Linked DNA regions of Homo sapiens: region 2 is linked to region 1. Evidence: chromatin loops called from intact Hi-C (ENCODE). Cell type or tissue: HCT116. All regions are shown on one strand.

Region 1 (8,000 bases):
AAATGATTTGCCCAAGGCACAGAACCAAAACAGTAGTTCATTGGCCTAAGGTGGAGAAATATAATTCCTTGCATCTCCAGCAATCTGTCTGCAGTTCTCTCCCTGTGAAAAATGACTTGCCATAATATACAAGCCTTGTTACTATGTAAGTGTAATTATATTTTAATAAAAAATAGATTTATAACCAAACAATAAGCCGTGAGATTAACAGCCCAGAACTGGCTGTGAACTTTCAGCCATCTAACCCTGGCACTCCTGCTTCTCCGCAGCACTTACTTTCTGCCAGGAGTGGGTGATTGAACACCACTGACCAGGAAGGGCTCCTGGGAGCCACATTTTTTGCTTGGCATTTTTAATTGTAAAAACCAGTGTTCCACCAACACTGCAATTCAACGAATCAAAAGTCAAATCCATGCTTAACAGGAAAAGATAAAAGCATCAACTTAAAGGAATGAAACAAATTTGAAAAGCAATGGAAAAGGAAACTCATATGGAGTGAAATCCATTCAAGACACGTTTTATTGTTTTTCCCATATGCATTTGCTGCCCAGCTTTGACTATTAAACATTATTTTTTTCTTCTACTAAAACTAAATAGTAATTTGACTTCTAGATTCTTCCAGGGTCGTGCTCTGAACAGAAGCAAAATGGAAATATTTCAGTAGCTTTTTAGACAACTATTTCAAAAGCAAACACATGGTTGTCTGCAGAGTTGTAGGTTAAAGCTATAAATTTATTTTATTAAACAGAGAGGAATTGGTGAAACTGAAAGACACTATAACCCTGACATTTTCATGAAATAATATTCTTGTCTGATTTTTTTTTTAGTTTTTACTCAGATATCACTCAAGTTACACATAAATGGTAATTTTTCTTTATAATAAGCTTCCATCTCTTGTATAAATTTAATGTGTTCAGTGATGACTGTGGATAAAGTCACCTAACGGTGATTTTCTAAGGGAGGTAAACTTTATTGTCATAATTTCCTGGTTATTACCTAGTAAAACAAGTTTTTAAAAAACCAAAAAACAATAGACTTAAAACCATAAAGACTTTTTTAGCATTCAGATTAAATAAAAGAAAGGGTAAAATGTTGACATTTTCCTAAGAGATACCAGTTCTTCACATTTTTATATAATCTCTTAATATGAAGCATATAATGTGTATATTATAATTATATATTTTATATTTTATTATATAAAATTATAATATAATATAATAAAGTGTTTATATTTATAATATAATATAATAAAGTGTATATTATATTATATTTATAATATAATATAATAAAGTATATGTTATAATTTTATATAATAAAATATAAAACATATAATTATAATATACACTTTATATGGTAACACGATCATAGTCTCTACCAATACATATATCTGATTAGATCACCATATGGGAAGTCTGTTCATATTTTTAGTTATTGGGTTTTTTTTTCACCAAGCAATAAAATGTCCAGTATCAAATAAATAAGGGTCATATGATTCCCAGATGACATGACCAGGGTACTCATAAAATTCAGAGAAGCTGAGTCAGATCATTTCAAGAGGACAAATGCAGCGCTCCCCCAAATTCAGTAACTTGTGGAATGTAGCAATCTTGTATTTTCTCTGAGCCAAGCAGCCTGATGCTGTCAAACTCATCTTTCATTTCCTCTGCCTTACCGCAGTGTTAGTGGTTTCGTTATTAGAAGGAAAAAAATGCATAAATGTCTTAGTTAAGATGAAATTGCATCTATTAAAATAAAGTTGATCCTAAATGATTCTTTCACTCAAAGTATTAATAGACTAAAGGAAAATGTTGCAAACTATGAATTAGTGGTATAGTTTATGAACGGTAGCTGTTGTGATTCATGCATATACCTTTTGGTTACCTTATAATGAAAGGTTGTTGGGTACAGCCTTCACATCAATGAGAAAATCAACAAAATGTTCTTGAAAAGACGACTGGCAAACTTTCTTTTATTTTTCTGTTCTCATTAGTAGAAAGAGGGACAGGTCACTTTCAGAAGGATTAAAAGGTCAAAAAATTTGGTGAAGGGATGTCTACACAAGCCTTTAGAAAGCTGTTATCAGAGGATCAGCTAGAAAACAATCTTAGAGCTAATCCTTTGGCTGGATCCAAAGAAAACCCAGCAGATTTAAGTTTTCTCTTTTTTCTCTTTGTTTTCCTTTACAGGGGTATTTCCCACAAAAGCCTTTCAGTTGCCTTCATCCAAAGTTATAGGTCCTGAGTCCTTTTCAGCTCTTTTATTCTGTCTCCAAGCCTAGCCCTTCCTAGCTCTGTCCTCCTACCTTTTCCTGATCTTTTCCATTTTGCTTGTTTTCATCAGGGGTTCCCCCTAAATCCCTCTTAGCATCCCCTAAAGCCTAAATGTTCATGGATGGAGAACTTCTTCTGAGGGAAAAACAAGACTGATTCACAGAATTCTAGCATTAAAGAGGACTGTAGAAATTATCTAGTCTACCCGCCTTCTTCCTCCACCATTTTACAGGTAAACAGAATTCACGAAATTGCCCAAGGTCATGTCCAGGTAGCGACTGCACCAGGACCAAAGCTCTGTCAATAATAACTGCAAATTGGTTGCAAAGTCCTTTGGACAATTCAAGCTGCTCTACCTACCTAAGGCACTATGATTATTATTATTATAATACAGATGTTATTATACAGAGCCGACCGCATGGGCAAGATTGCTGCTGATGATGTGTGTGATGCCAACTCACCAAGACCCAGTGGCATCACGCTGGCATGTTGAAAATAAAAAGGGGTGACATCTGCTTTACATACAGAGCCTCATGACCTGTACTCATAGCTGGAGGCATCAGTCATTGCACTACGAGAGGAAGTGGGCTTTGAAATACCTTGGGGTTGATGTCCCAAGAACACCCTTCTTCCGCTCCTCCTCCCTGTACTCCTTGAACTGCTGCTCATGGGAGCCTGAGTAATACAGAAATTGGAGGACAACCACACAGCACAAGTGTAGGTTTGACAGGAGTTTACATAATGCTGTAGGAAAAGAAACCAAATAAAGGCTTCAGCTTTGCTGAGGCTCTCCCCATCCCCCTCACATGCCAAATGCTCCTTGTGTGGCTCACACTCCTTGGTCTTCAGTCAGAGAGGCCAGGAGCCCACCTATACATCTGTATCAGGGTTAGGAAGTTGGCTCTTGTTAACAATGTTGAATGCACTTTGCTATTCACTACTTTTGTGGTTAGAAAAGCCTCCTGATATCAAACTTTAGAATCAAGCACCACCTTGTGGTCTGATGCATTTATTAAACTGGCACAATTTGAGAGCTGAAACTGGAAATGCTCCCTCAGCTGGTAGTAGAGAGCCAGGATCTGAAAACTGACTCCCAGGTGGCTGCCTGGAAGCAAGAACCCCCAAGGTGTCTTTCTGCTGCTTCTCTGGGTTCTCAGACCAGTTAACAATGACATCCCCTTTCATGGGGTGAATCCCATGTTCCTGACACTAACACATTATGCTAGATATGTATAGTAAGTAGCCAACTTAATCCTTTCAAAACCACAGGGAAGTGTTTCTTATTACTTCAACTTTTAAGTGAGGAAACGGAGGCGGAGGTCACTTAGTGGTCCAGTCACAGACAAATGGCTGGGCTTGGATTGACTTGGAAGTCAAGTCTTTCTGAAGCAAAAGTCTCTGCTGTTAAACACTGCTCTGCTGACCTCTAAGGCCAAGACCAAGACCAGGGTCCACTTCAGGCTCTTTTGGGGCATTTTGGCTCTTGGCTGCAAACCCAACCAGAACTGCCAGAATCCTACCTGGAACTCACTCAAGGTGCTAGAATTAACCTGTTCTCCAAGGTTACATTGATCAGGAAGGTTTGCATTCAGAGATGGGGACTTCATTGGTGTCCATGGACCTACTGAGATAGCCAGAGTTTAGGAGAAAGTTTGGCTTTTGAGGATGGGCCAGACAGCAAGTGACCAGACTCTAGATCATTCATGAAGAAACAAAACCAGAAAGAGATATTTGACAAACATTCACTTGGACAATTACAGTGCTTCCTGAACTGAAATTCAGTTATTCTTTAAAAGGATGATTTTATCATATTCATTGTTTGAAGGGGAGGATTGGAGTATCTGCTTGGCAAGTGAGTAGTAGTAATGTGGGCCAAGTCATGTTAGAAGGGAGATCTCGCCCCTGGTCTTGTTCCAGTGATACCATAAGTGTTCTTGGGTAAGTCACTTCTTTGTCTCTGGGTCTCCATTTTCTCATTCGTAGAATAGGGGTTGGACTTCACTAAGAGGTAGATGGTTCTAAAGTACAGCGCAATTGTATGGAAAATGTGAGGCAGGAACCTCAGCTTTCTCCGTTTCCTTAGAAAGTCTGTCCTGCTCAGGCTTCCTTCCTATTCTCCACTGAATCTGCTGCTAATTTTGGTAACATGGTGACTTCCACATAGCAATGTTTACTAACATGTCTAAGGACAATGATTATCGGGAATATATGCTTCTCTGTTTTTCCAAAGTAGATAAATCCATATAGTTCATAACTCCCTGACTCTCCATACACCAAAAAGAAATACAAAAAGTACCATGAAAAGAGGAAGCACTGCCATGAACGGTCTCCCCTTGAATGGCTAGTATGTAATGCCAAGACAGTGCCTGTTCATTTCAAAGCCTCTCCCATTCTAGTTCCTTCCTGTGCTCTCACTCCGAATTTCTTACTTGAGATCGCTATTGGTTGAGCCATTCTTTTAACAGATAATCTGTACTACAGTAGACTCTAAAACAGAGCTGTCCAACAGAACTTTCCGCAATGTAGAAAATGTTACTTGTGCTCTGCAGTGGCCATAGGTGACTATTGAGCATTTGAAATGTGGCCAGTAAGACTGGACCAAGTGTTTACTTTTATTTAATTTTCATTAATTTAAATTTAAATAGCCACAAGTGACTGGTGTCTACCATATTGGACAGTGCAGCTCTGCAATATTGCCATCACATAGGCCTTTGTTGCAGACATTCTGATTTCTCTGAGACACAAAGCGTACATCATAACAGGGCTATCCTGAATACTGGCTTTACAAGCAGACTTTCAAAAGATTGTTTCTCCATGTTTTTCTTGTATACAAGATTTCATAACAATAATGGTATGTCAGTCTTTTTAAACTGTATTCTGTTTGAGATAACTGAATTGTTTCTTGACTTATTTCAACTGAATAGTTGAAAAGGAATCCCTATTTGATTCCATGGGAATAAAACTGATTCCTTGGTTGCGAATAAAAAGAAAAGTATTATCTCACTTTGTAGGTTTTTCCATTCAATAATAGAATAAATTTGAATGTACATTTTCTAATGGCTTCCAGTGAATGAGTAATTTTGATGCCAAACAATTTTTTTTTTTTTAGAAGGCATCTCGTTCTGTCACCCAGGCTGGAGTGCAACCTCCATCTCTCAGGTTCCAGTGATTCTCCTGCCTCAGCCTTCCCAGTAGCTGGGACTACAGGCGTGTGCCACCACACTAGGCTATTTTTTTTGTATTTTTAGTAGAGATGGGGTTTTGCCACGTTGGCTGGGCTGGTCTCAAACTCCTGACCTCAGGTGATCCACCTACCTTGGCTTCCCAAAGTGCAGGGATTACAGGCGTGAGCCACCGTGCCTGGCCCTGATGCCAAACAATTAATAATAAAAGTAGATTTTCACTTTAAAAAGGGAGCTTTATATATAAATTCATTTTTCCTAAAATATTTGATATGGAAGATGAAATTAGGAAAAAAACTGGTAAAATTCTAAGTGCTTTATTATAAATCTCTTATCCTGAGTAAGCTCAAGTGACAGTCCAAGTATGTTTCTAATTAATTAGGCCAATATTTCTTTTTTTTTTTTTGTTAGGAAACTTTTACTTCTTAACTTCTATCAAGTATATTTCTTTTTTTTAATTATTATTATTCTTTAGGTTCTAGGGTACATGTGCACAACGTGCAGGTTTGTTACATATGTATACATGTGCCATGTTGGTGTGCTGCACCCATTAACTCATCATTTACATTAGGTATTTCTCCTAATGCTATCCCTTCCCCCTCCCCCCACCCCACATCAGGTACCGGTGTGTGATGTTCCCCACCCTGTGTCCAAGTGTTCTCATTGTTCAATTCCCTCCTATAAGTGAGAACATGCGGTGGTGTTTGGTTTTCTGTCCTTGCTATAGTTTGCTCAGAATGATGGTTTCCAGCTTCATCCATGTCCCTACAAAGGACATGAACTCATCCTTTTTATGGCTGCATAGTATTCCATGGTGTATATGTGCCATATTTTCTTAATCCAGACTATCATTGATGGACATTGGGGTTGGTTCCAAGTCTTTGCTATTGTGAATAATGTAATTAGGCCAGTATTTCTTAACTGGAACAAAGATTGAGTAACATTATCCACGCTTATCTCAAAATAAAACCTTTTAACCTCAAAGAATATAAAGAGGTTTTCAGGTCGGAGATAGTCCTGAGAAAGTGATACCTAGGCTGGAAGAGAAGACCAAAAAGTCTTACAAAATTGTAAACTTACAATTTTTTTATAAATGTGGTAAATTTTGATAAATGCTTGCATGAGAAAACATATTGCTGTGTTTTAGAATTTGTGAGGGACATCAGTAAGCAAGAGATTCTGACTTTGCTCTGGAATGAGAGAGTGGAACTCCTAGTGTCTTTCCTCATAATCTGCTGAACGACTGAGGTTTTCATCCTAGGACCATATGATGACCTGCTACTCCGGGGCTGCCTGTGCTTTATAATGATGCTATACAGACACTGTTGTCCTATGGGATCCGAGCTCCAGTTGAAGAATGTTTCATATACTTCTATTCTTGGTGCAGAGAATTGTCTCTACTATAGAAAGTGACTTAACACTCCCAAACTGCATCGTCTGAGAATGGGCATTTCTCATGTACTCAAAGGTTAATACATGGAAATCAATCTCAGGCCTTAAAAAAGGAAAACCCAGCGGGCGCGGTGGCTCACGCCTGTAATCCCACCACTTTGGGAGGCCGAGGTGGGAGGATCACTTGAGGTCAGGAGTTCAAGACCAACCTGGCCAATATGGTGAAACCCTGTCTCTACTAAAAACACAAAAAATATTTGTCAGGCCTGTGGCAGGCATCTGTCATCCCAGCTACTCGGGAGGCTGAGGCAAGAGAATCACTTGAACCCGGGAGGCAGAAGTTGCAGTGAGTTGAGATGGCGCCACTGCACTCCAGCCTGGGTGACAGGGCAAGACTCTATCTCAAAAAAAAAAAAAAAAAAAGGGAAACCCAAAATGCAGCAGAAAACCAATTTAAGTCCGTGCTTCTATTTCTTTGTGATTTGGTTTTCGTGGGAGTTTGGGCTTGAGGGGATGTAGGCGTTCCTCTGGGGTGTGATAGCACATTTGTGCCATGATAAGGCCAGTCCCTGTCCCAGTGGAGTCATTTCTCAAGTCCTGCGTCATGGGGAAAGTGAAGGTCTCCCCTGCCCACTCTACTCCCACTCAAGTGGCTGCAGAAGAGGGGGATATTAGGCACCATAGGACAGGAAGAGCCACAGACTCAGTGACCTCTATGCAATGAGGAGGTTGGTCAGAGCGCATTTGTCAGAGAACCAGCTGTGAAATGTATGGAGGCGGAGGGGAAGCACTTTCCAAGGTTAACCAATCCAACCCTTAGACTGCCAGCTGTCCTCGCTTAGAACCACGGCTGATGCAGCTGTGGTTGAAGCATGGACATCTAGTTATCGTAGGAAGAGAGATGGAGAATTCTTCCCTTGCAGTCAATTTGTAAGCTGATGCAAGAAAACCACCATTGTAGCCACAAAATCAAAATCAAAGAGGAAAGTGAAAGAATAGGACCCAGGCAGGCTGTGCAACCAAGCATTTCCTTTAGCTCCTCTTGACCAAAGGCATCCCAATTTCCCAGTGAAGATGAATTAGAAATTACATGAGAACCATACGGTAGATTATTTCTGGATTGGTGTATAAATATATACAGCACTGACGCCAATTG
Region 2 (8,000 bases), 370 kb after region 1:
GCTGGGGATGCTAAACTCCATCTGTGTTGACTTGCTTTGTAACCTGAGGCAAGTGTCTTTAAATTCCCTCAGCCTCCACTTCTTCATCTAAGTCAGGCTTGCCACAGGCAGAGGTATTATGTAAATACATAGATACTATCAATCCTTGGGGAAAAAAAAAAATGCTTTGTTGAGCCAGCAGAGCTCTCTACTGCTTAAAGCAGGGTGTGAATAAGAGCTCCTGGGTCTTTCACCAAATCGCTGAACATGTTCCGAGATGCTGTAGAAAAGGTGCTTTCATGGCTTTAGACACAGTACACAACCGCTGCTCAGATTGAGTAGTATCTTTTTAATGGCAGGGTTGGGAAGGTGTGTTTTATTTTTCTTTTGGATAAGTCACTTGGAAGTGATGGACTTATGGGTCTGCTGGCCTGGCCATTTGACTATGTCGAACAGCAATCCCACCTTTAACTTGTTAGATCCATTTTCCATACTCCCCTCTATTCTCTCTCCCCTCCCAAATACACACACACACACACATACACACACACACACACACACAACTCTGCATTTGCTTGACCTGTAGAGTATGATTTGAGGGATGCCAAAGTGCTTCCTGTTGCCACATATATGCATTCCGAAACTTTTCTCCTGTTACAACACTCAAACCTGTTGTTTAAATAGAAAATAAGAGTCAAGCATACCCCATTGTTGTTAATGGGATCCGATCTGTGTCTACCAGTGTGGGCTCTGGGTTTGAATCTCAGCCTTGTCACTCAGCTTTGTGAATTCTCTGAGCCTTGATTTTATCTTCTGTAAAATGGTAGCAGTAATGGTACAGCCCTCATAGGGTTGCTGTGCAAAGTAAAGATGATAATGATGCAAAATCCTTGGAATATTGCCTGATGCATAATAAACACATAGTAGACACAGCTGCTGAGGTTATTATTGAAATGGTACAGCGGAAAGAAATGGTACGGAGGAAGGTAAATCAGGATGGCGTAATGGGATAGAGCAAACCATAGACTTGTACTAACCATTTATGAGCATTGAAGTTAACTTTTATTCTGCTTCTGCTGATGGCAAAATTTAGGCAGGCTTGCCAGAGCTGCCTTGTCCTGTAAGACAAAGACTAGCCTAACCAGTTCTTGCTAATAACTGGAGTGACCTCTAGTGGTTCTGATTTTTTTCATAGTGGAAAACACAAAACAAACCAGACTCACCCAAACCGTACACTATTTTGCTTGTACACCCAAAATTCAGAAGCTGATTAAATGGACACTAGTCTAGTGTTTAATTGAATTGACTGATTTATTAATAGAAGCCTTATTTCTACCAGACAGTTTCAAGAATCCCTTCCGAGTATGACCACACCCTCACTTCCATTTGGCCTTCTCTCCATTATTACTGAGTTGGGGGAGTAATTTATTAGCATTCAATTAAACTGTATAGATGTATTTAAAACATATATGATGCTTCCCATAGGCAAGACACTGTGCTAGGCAAAAAATAACGTATCAAGATGAAATATGGACAGACCCCTTTGAAAATACTAAAAAAGTACCTACTTTTAAACTGTACTAAAATAGATGTCGACACAAAGAATTACCACCATCTTATGCCTTACGGCATAAGCAACTTTGAAAAAGGCAACTTTGCTTTTTCTGCTGTGGGAAGAAACAGATCCCCTCAGAATAAAACAAAATAAAGCATGCATATCCATTGATACACAAGAGAATTCTCATCCATGGGCTGGGAGGTTTGGCCGAGAGTAGAGCCAGGTAGCAAAGGAGAAATGTACCCTGCTATGGTTTAAAAAAGAAAAATCAACATTAAATAAGGTAAAATTCAAAATTCAAAAATTAATTAAAGAAGTCATTTTAAATGTGTTTATTCTGCAACCATACATCATTTATGTTCTAGGTAATTCTATCTTCAAATAAATGTACTCCTCTTTACAAAAGCAACGCATTAAATATGCAAGTGAAAATGAAAACTTTTTATACCTTTATATAATTTTTATATAAATAAAACCACAAGTTATTTATATTACCAAATTCTATTATACATTGTAGAATATTAGTAAAGTACATATGGCCTATGCATAAAAAATAAGAGTCCCAAAGAAAATACTAGTGTCCTGATATAAGGCCCATACTCTGATTTTTTTTTTTACTTGATGAGTATTTGAGAGTGGAAAATATTTTTAGCTATCCATGCAAAGTGCAATTGTCTCTTATTTTTCCACTTGTACTTCATGAAGACCTTTGGTGATATCTAGTTGACAGGCTAATAGCCTTACCACAAAGAGCTATTTAGACTTGGCAGAAATTTAGAAATTCCTGAAGCCTAAATCAATTTAAAAACCTAAAAACAAATTCACAAAACTTCAAATTCTGCCCTGGCACAACTTTATTTGGTAATAGCGTGTAGGGGGATTCATTCCAAACACAATGTCTTCTAACACTGGAATTTTCCTGAAGCACCAGGTTTCATCATTGGGAATTCTGTTCCACTTCTTTTTAGGGTTCCTATTTAGTGTCATTTATGTTCAGCTTATGCCCTGGGAGTACAGAAATAGCCAGTTGAGAGTATATAAAGTGTCCTGTTTTTAAAACTTATTTTTAAATTTGTTTTTATTCTTTTAAAATTATTTATTTCTTTATTTGCTTTCTTATTCTTCTTTATTTTTATTATATTTATGATTTATCTTATTTATCTTTAGCTGGTCATCAGTTTAAATAAATCTTAAAATGTTCCACATCTTAAAGATGTTGACTTCTCCAAGGTGGGGCTGGGTCTGATTAGGAGTTAAAACTGAGTGGAAAAAACAATTCACAAAGACATATTACAGGAAACATTTATAGGAAAAAAACTGAAAATTAGAATGTCATGTGCACCAATACAGTATGATGGTCTTTAAATTCTCATTGTCAAATCTTATTTGGTTCTATATTTAATATTTAAAACTATATTGACAATCTATTATTAGTCTTTCATAAGAAATTAATATTCTTAGAAAACATTCAGTGGTGCTTTGCACACAGTTGAACATCTTATACTTTTTTCAGCATTTTTACTCAAGCATTGGGCTGATAGTATTAATAAATATTGCTATTAATTATTTGAACTTAAATATTACCACTTAAAACAACTATAAACATGTTTAAAACAAAAAAAAGAGATTGGTTGAAAATACAGATTTAGAGTTAACCCTTCATGATAAATGAGAGAAGCTATGATATCTGGGTGTCTACCTTTGACTTCAGAGATGTAACAAAACTGGATACGGTATTAGGGCCATTGGGTGATAACTGCTCCAGGACGTTTTAAAGAAAGTAAAGTTAGCTTTAAGCAGCTTCACACGATTTTGGGGGATGCAATAGTGATTCATGCCTTTGAAAATTTGCAATCTTGCGTGTGTTGTTTCATACCATTCAGTTTTATCCACCTGCCATTTTCATCTGCCTTTTGAGTATTGGGGAACAGGTTTGAGCCTCTCGGTCCCTTGGGTAATGGTTTATCTCAGCAGTCTGCCGCCACCTAGTGTCTAGGATAGAGTGTCATCTATTAACTCACACTTCGTAACTGAAGGAAGAACTCCAACTGCTCACCAGAAAATACATAACGGCAAAAGCAAGCACACATGGGTGGTATGATAATGGCTCCCAAACTGATCCAATGATGCCATCACATGATATTCAGTTCTCATTAACACATGTCTTACAATGGGAATGGCAGGACATGGGGTGGGTAGGAGCGGCTGGTGGCAACAGTTCCGGTTTCACATTAAATCAGCAAACCACCTTACACATTTTCAAGCATCTGAGTCTCAAACCCCATTAAGTTAATGATGAGAATCCTCATAGCTCCAGCCTTACCTGATGAGTTTCACTAACACAATCACGAAAGCTCTGGTAGAATTTCAGAGGGATTTTCATTGAATTAGGTCTACCATTTTCAGAGATACTTTTGGCTACTTGGTCTTAGCATAAGGGAAATTTCTCTTTATTTTGCCAACAAAATTATAGACCTCTTTCACTTAAATCTTCCATTTATATCAAGCTACACTGGGATCATGTGTTACATATGAAAGTCTACTTCTTACTAGGATATGACAAACAGTATTTGACATCCACTCTTCTTTCTGAGCCTGTTCCACTTATAGCTGTTCTGAAGAATATATTTCATTTCAGGAACCAAACACAGTGCTGTTACATAAAGTCTGATTGATAGGAGTTAAGGTGGGCAGAAGTTATCAAAATCTGAAAATTAAGTGTTTCAAAGGGAAGGAATGCATTATCATTAGAGCAGTGGGAAGATAGAATTGCCTGTGCTCACTGGATGATTGGTGGGGAGCGTCAGCTTCCACTGCAGATCCCAAGCACTGAGCCAGCCTAGCTTCCTGAGAACTGCTGACCTCAAAATGCAGGAATGATGTTGCCAGACGAGGGTCCCTTCAGCAATCGATGGGCTCACACTGAAGTCTTGTTTGCTCGTCTCCCTGTGTGTCTCACTAGACTAGAATACTAAAACTCATGAAGAAACGGCCTCAGCGACTTGGAGCCAAAATGAGCACAGGGAATAAAAAAGAGAAATTAAAAATATCAGCCTCACTGTGACAGCCAGTCTAACATCTCCCTCCCTGCTCATCTCTCCCTTTCCCTCCCTACTGATTATCTCAAAATTCTTATGCTTCCTTATTCTCTGTCCCTGTCATACGCAGACACATGCACTCACATGTTTATCCCTCCTCTTTCTTTTCTGCAAGAAATATATGCCACAGAATCACTCTTCTGGTAGTAAAACAACCATTGGGTTTGGTTAAAACCCACAGCTGTAAAGTTTACCCATCCCCATTCAATTTCCCAATTGATTGCCAATCTTCTTCATCATTTCCTACATGGATATTGGGCTTTAAATGCTACAGCATCATACAAAGGAGCTGTAAATACAGCAAACATAACATTTATCTTTACCTTTACAATCCTGAATATTTTCATTTAAATAGTCTCATTTATTAAGTTTAGCCTTTCTCTGTTCTGATCATTAAGTACTTGGTTACCAGAAGGAAAACTGGATTTTGGATGAATAATTTATTCTGATAGTGTTAGTTTTGTTGTGTCCCTGAATGTTCGTGATATAGTTAATGAAGATGGGTCACTAAACCTATGTCACTGATGAGAAAAAAATTCCTACATGATAAACAGCAATGGAACCTGCATGCAGGTATGAGTATATATGTGTATATGCATATGTACACACACACACACACACACAGAGACACACACACAGAGGAATAAATATATGAACATACTGCAGAGATACTGAAGCCAGGAACAAGAATCTTGACTTAAATATTAGACAAAGAAAAGCTCCTTTTGTGAAAAAAACCATCTTAAAATATAAATTTTCAGTGCAGAACTTCAGTTACCAATTGTTAGTCTTCATAGTAAGCCTGATGATAATAAAATGTCTATTTTTTGTTTTTTAGAGACAGAGTCTCACTCCATCATCCAGACTGGAGTACAGTGGCACAATCATAGCTCACTGTAACCTCAAACTCCTGGGCTCAAGCTGTCTGCCTCAGCCTCCCGAGTAGTTTGGGTCACAGGCACGTGAGACACACCCAGCTAATTTTTTACTTTTTACTTTTTTTTTCCATAGAGATGAGTCTCATTATGTTGCCCAGGCTGGTCTCAAACTCCTGGCCTCAAACCATCCTCCTGTCAAAACACTTGGATTACAGGCATGAATCACCGCACCTGGCCAATAAAATGTCTATGCTTGTTGGAAAAAAAAAAACAAAACTCTGTTTATTGACACTCGCTGTATTATGTAAAGAAGGCTGAGAAGCCTTTTGCACACTGTTTTATGAAAATAACAGACAATACCCATCAGTTGTGGCGTGACTATATTGATGCGCTCTTGGTAAGGTGCTAAGAACAATCCTTTCTGTAAAAGGATGAAAAACAAAACCCTTGAGCAGTAAAAGATGACACATTCCACAAATGTTAGCTAATTTCCTGCAACAGAGCATAATGAAAGTGCATGTAGACAGGGTGTGCTTTATCTGCAAAAAGAGGAACAAAAAAAGAAACAAAAGCATCATCATATCTTTTGGTATCCAGAAATAAAATCCACTCAGTTAAATGGTGATTATGAGCAACTTTGAAAAGATTGTCAATATCGAATGCTATTTTTAAACAACAAAAGTTTCTCTTCATACCTCTAGCAGTCTTACATTTTAAAGAAACAGGCTCAAAATAGCACAACACATATTTCTAGGTTTCGATCATTAAAATTCTTCATCTGTGGACTACTAGCCATAAATAATCAACTTGAGAAAATAAACCAAACTTGATGGCTTTCTTGTTTCTTCTTACCATTTCTGGATCTTTGAACTTTCCCTTCCACTTTCTCAACCAAAGATAGCCTAAACAAAGAAAGCCAAAGCCAGCTTTTGCCCAATCTTTCCGATTGTCCTGCATAAATCAAACTAGAAGTGACCATATTCCTTGTTTCACTGAAAAGGGACTTAGTGTCATAGCTAAACCTTTCACTGGAGAAGAGAAATGGGGTTGGACAGAAAGACTAATTATAAACCTGCCAGTCAAGGTTTACCATAGAGAAACAACAGGAAATATCTATGAAGCTGTTCACAGCTTGTCAAGATGACCAATGGAAGACCACATATATGACTTACCTTGACAATAGCTTAAACTCTGGAATTTCCTTCCACTGTAGTAAGTTTTATGGTGCCCTTGAACCAGGGAAGCAGTGTGCTGTGCCGGGGGGCGGGGGTGGTTGGGGGAACTCAGGCTTTGCTGATAAACAAACCTAGGTTTGAATCCTCCAAAGTCTACTTACCAGGTGGATGGTTTCTACAATTTTTTAATGAGTCTGAACTTCTTCATTGTAAAATGAGTATAAAATCTCATTTGCAATACAATACCTAATTGTATTGTGTGAGGAACTAGAGATAATATGCAAAAAAGTACCTACAGCACATCTTTAAACATTATAAAGGGCGTTACAGGAGTTGAGCTTTGTTAAGTCTTTGTGAAGGTAGAGCTGTCCTAAACTGAAGTCACTCTACCATAGTCTGTCTCATCTCAGATATGTTTTTGAAAGGCCCTTTCATAAGAGGTTCTGTAAAAAGTAGTGCTCATGGGGAAAGTATTATTCTGAAATCATCCTGCTTAAAATCAACTTTCTGAACTGCCATGCAGTCTTGGCAAATACGAATTTCCATCACCCCTTTGCTACATGCCAAGTTGGAATATTGAGAATGCTGTCTATTATTCAATCTAAGTAAAGTACATTACTTTTAATTGGAGGTTGTTTCACTGCCTTTTTGAATTAGGAGACTAATCATTCATCAGAAACACACAATTAAGGATTTTTGTGTTAATTTGGCATTATTGCCATTGATCCAAAAGTGTTGTTATCTTTTAAGCAAGAGCTGAAGTGAGTTCCTCCCATATGTTTTGGCAGAATTGGTGCATCTGTAAGATTCAGCGCTAAGCCCTCCATGCCTTGGCATAGCAGCTGCACAGATCAGTGCTCCGGGGCTTGTTCCAAGCACATCACCTCATAGATTTGCAACAATAAATCAGAAATTTCAAATCTACTGAACAAAGTTTCCTACCGGATCTGTAAGTTGATTTACTTTTGCAAACATCTATAAAGCATCTTTTCATGTAAGTCACTGTATAAATATTATTAACTTTTCAGCTATCTTGCCCAGAGCCCAAACAAGCTGCAGAAAATATTTTATTTTACCTCAAAAAGCATTTTATGCTGGATAAAGAGAATACATACAAAGTTTCAAAGCTTCAAAGAGAGAAAAAATATTTCAGAAACCTACCAGTATTTACTATGGTTTGATTAGAAGTAAATCTTAGATAGGCAAAGATTTCTTCAACTGCACAGTAAAAGCACCCCCAAAAGAAAAAAGTTGATAAATTAGACTTTATCAAAACTAAAAATGTCTGATTATCAAAAGAGTCCATTAAGAA

Evidence for each region. Peaks named below come from ENCODE experiments on the same cell type or tissue, not always from the same donor. Only the 100,000 strongest peaks of a DNase experiment are listed, where the experiment ranks them.
Region 2: it touches region 1 in a loop (6-fold over the local background); 17 of 110 quality-filtered maps call a loop at or near these places.

Annotation. Positions count from the first base shown.
Region 1 is chr6:12,230,924-12,238,923 of GRCh38, forward strand. It overlaps a transcript of EDN1 not described here. Among named protein-coding and RNA genes, the nearest start is that of EDN1, 55 kb to the right of the region's middle. In HCT116, a CTCF peak has its summit at 3,282 (motif pointing left); a DNase peak (open chromatin) is centred at 3,288.
Region 2 is chr6:12,602,455-12,610,454 of GRCh38, forward strand. No RefSeq gene overlaps it. Among named protein-coding and RNA genes, the nearest start is that of LINC02530, 21 kb to the left of the region's middle. RefSeq lists a silencer at 3,343-3,637 and an enhancer at 6,036-6,155. In HCT116, CTCF peaks have their summits at 1,150 (motif pointing left) and 3,524 (motif pointing left); DNase peaks (open chromatin) are centred at 1,147 and 3,507; H3K4me3 peaks cover 312 bases.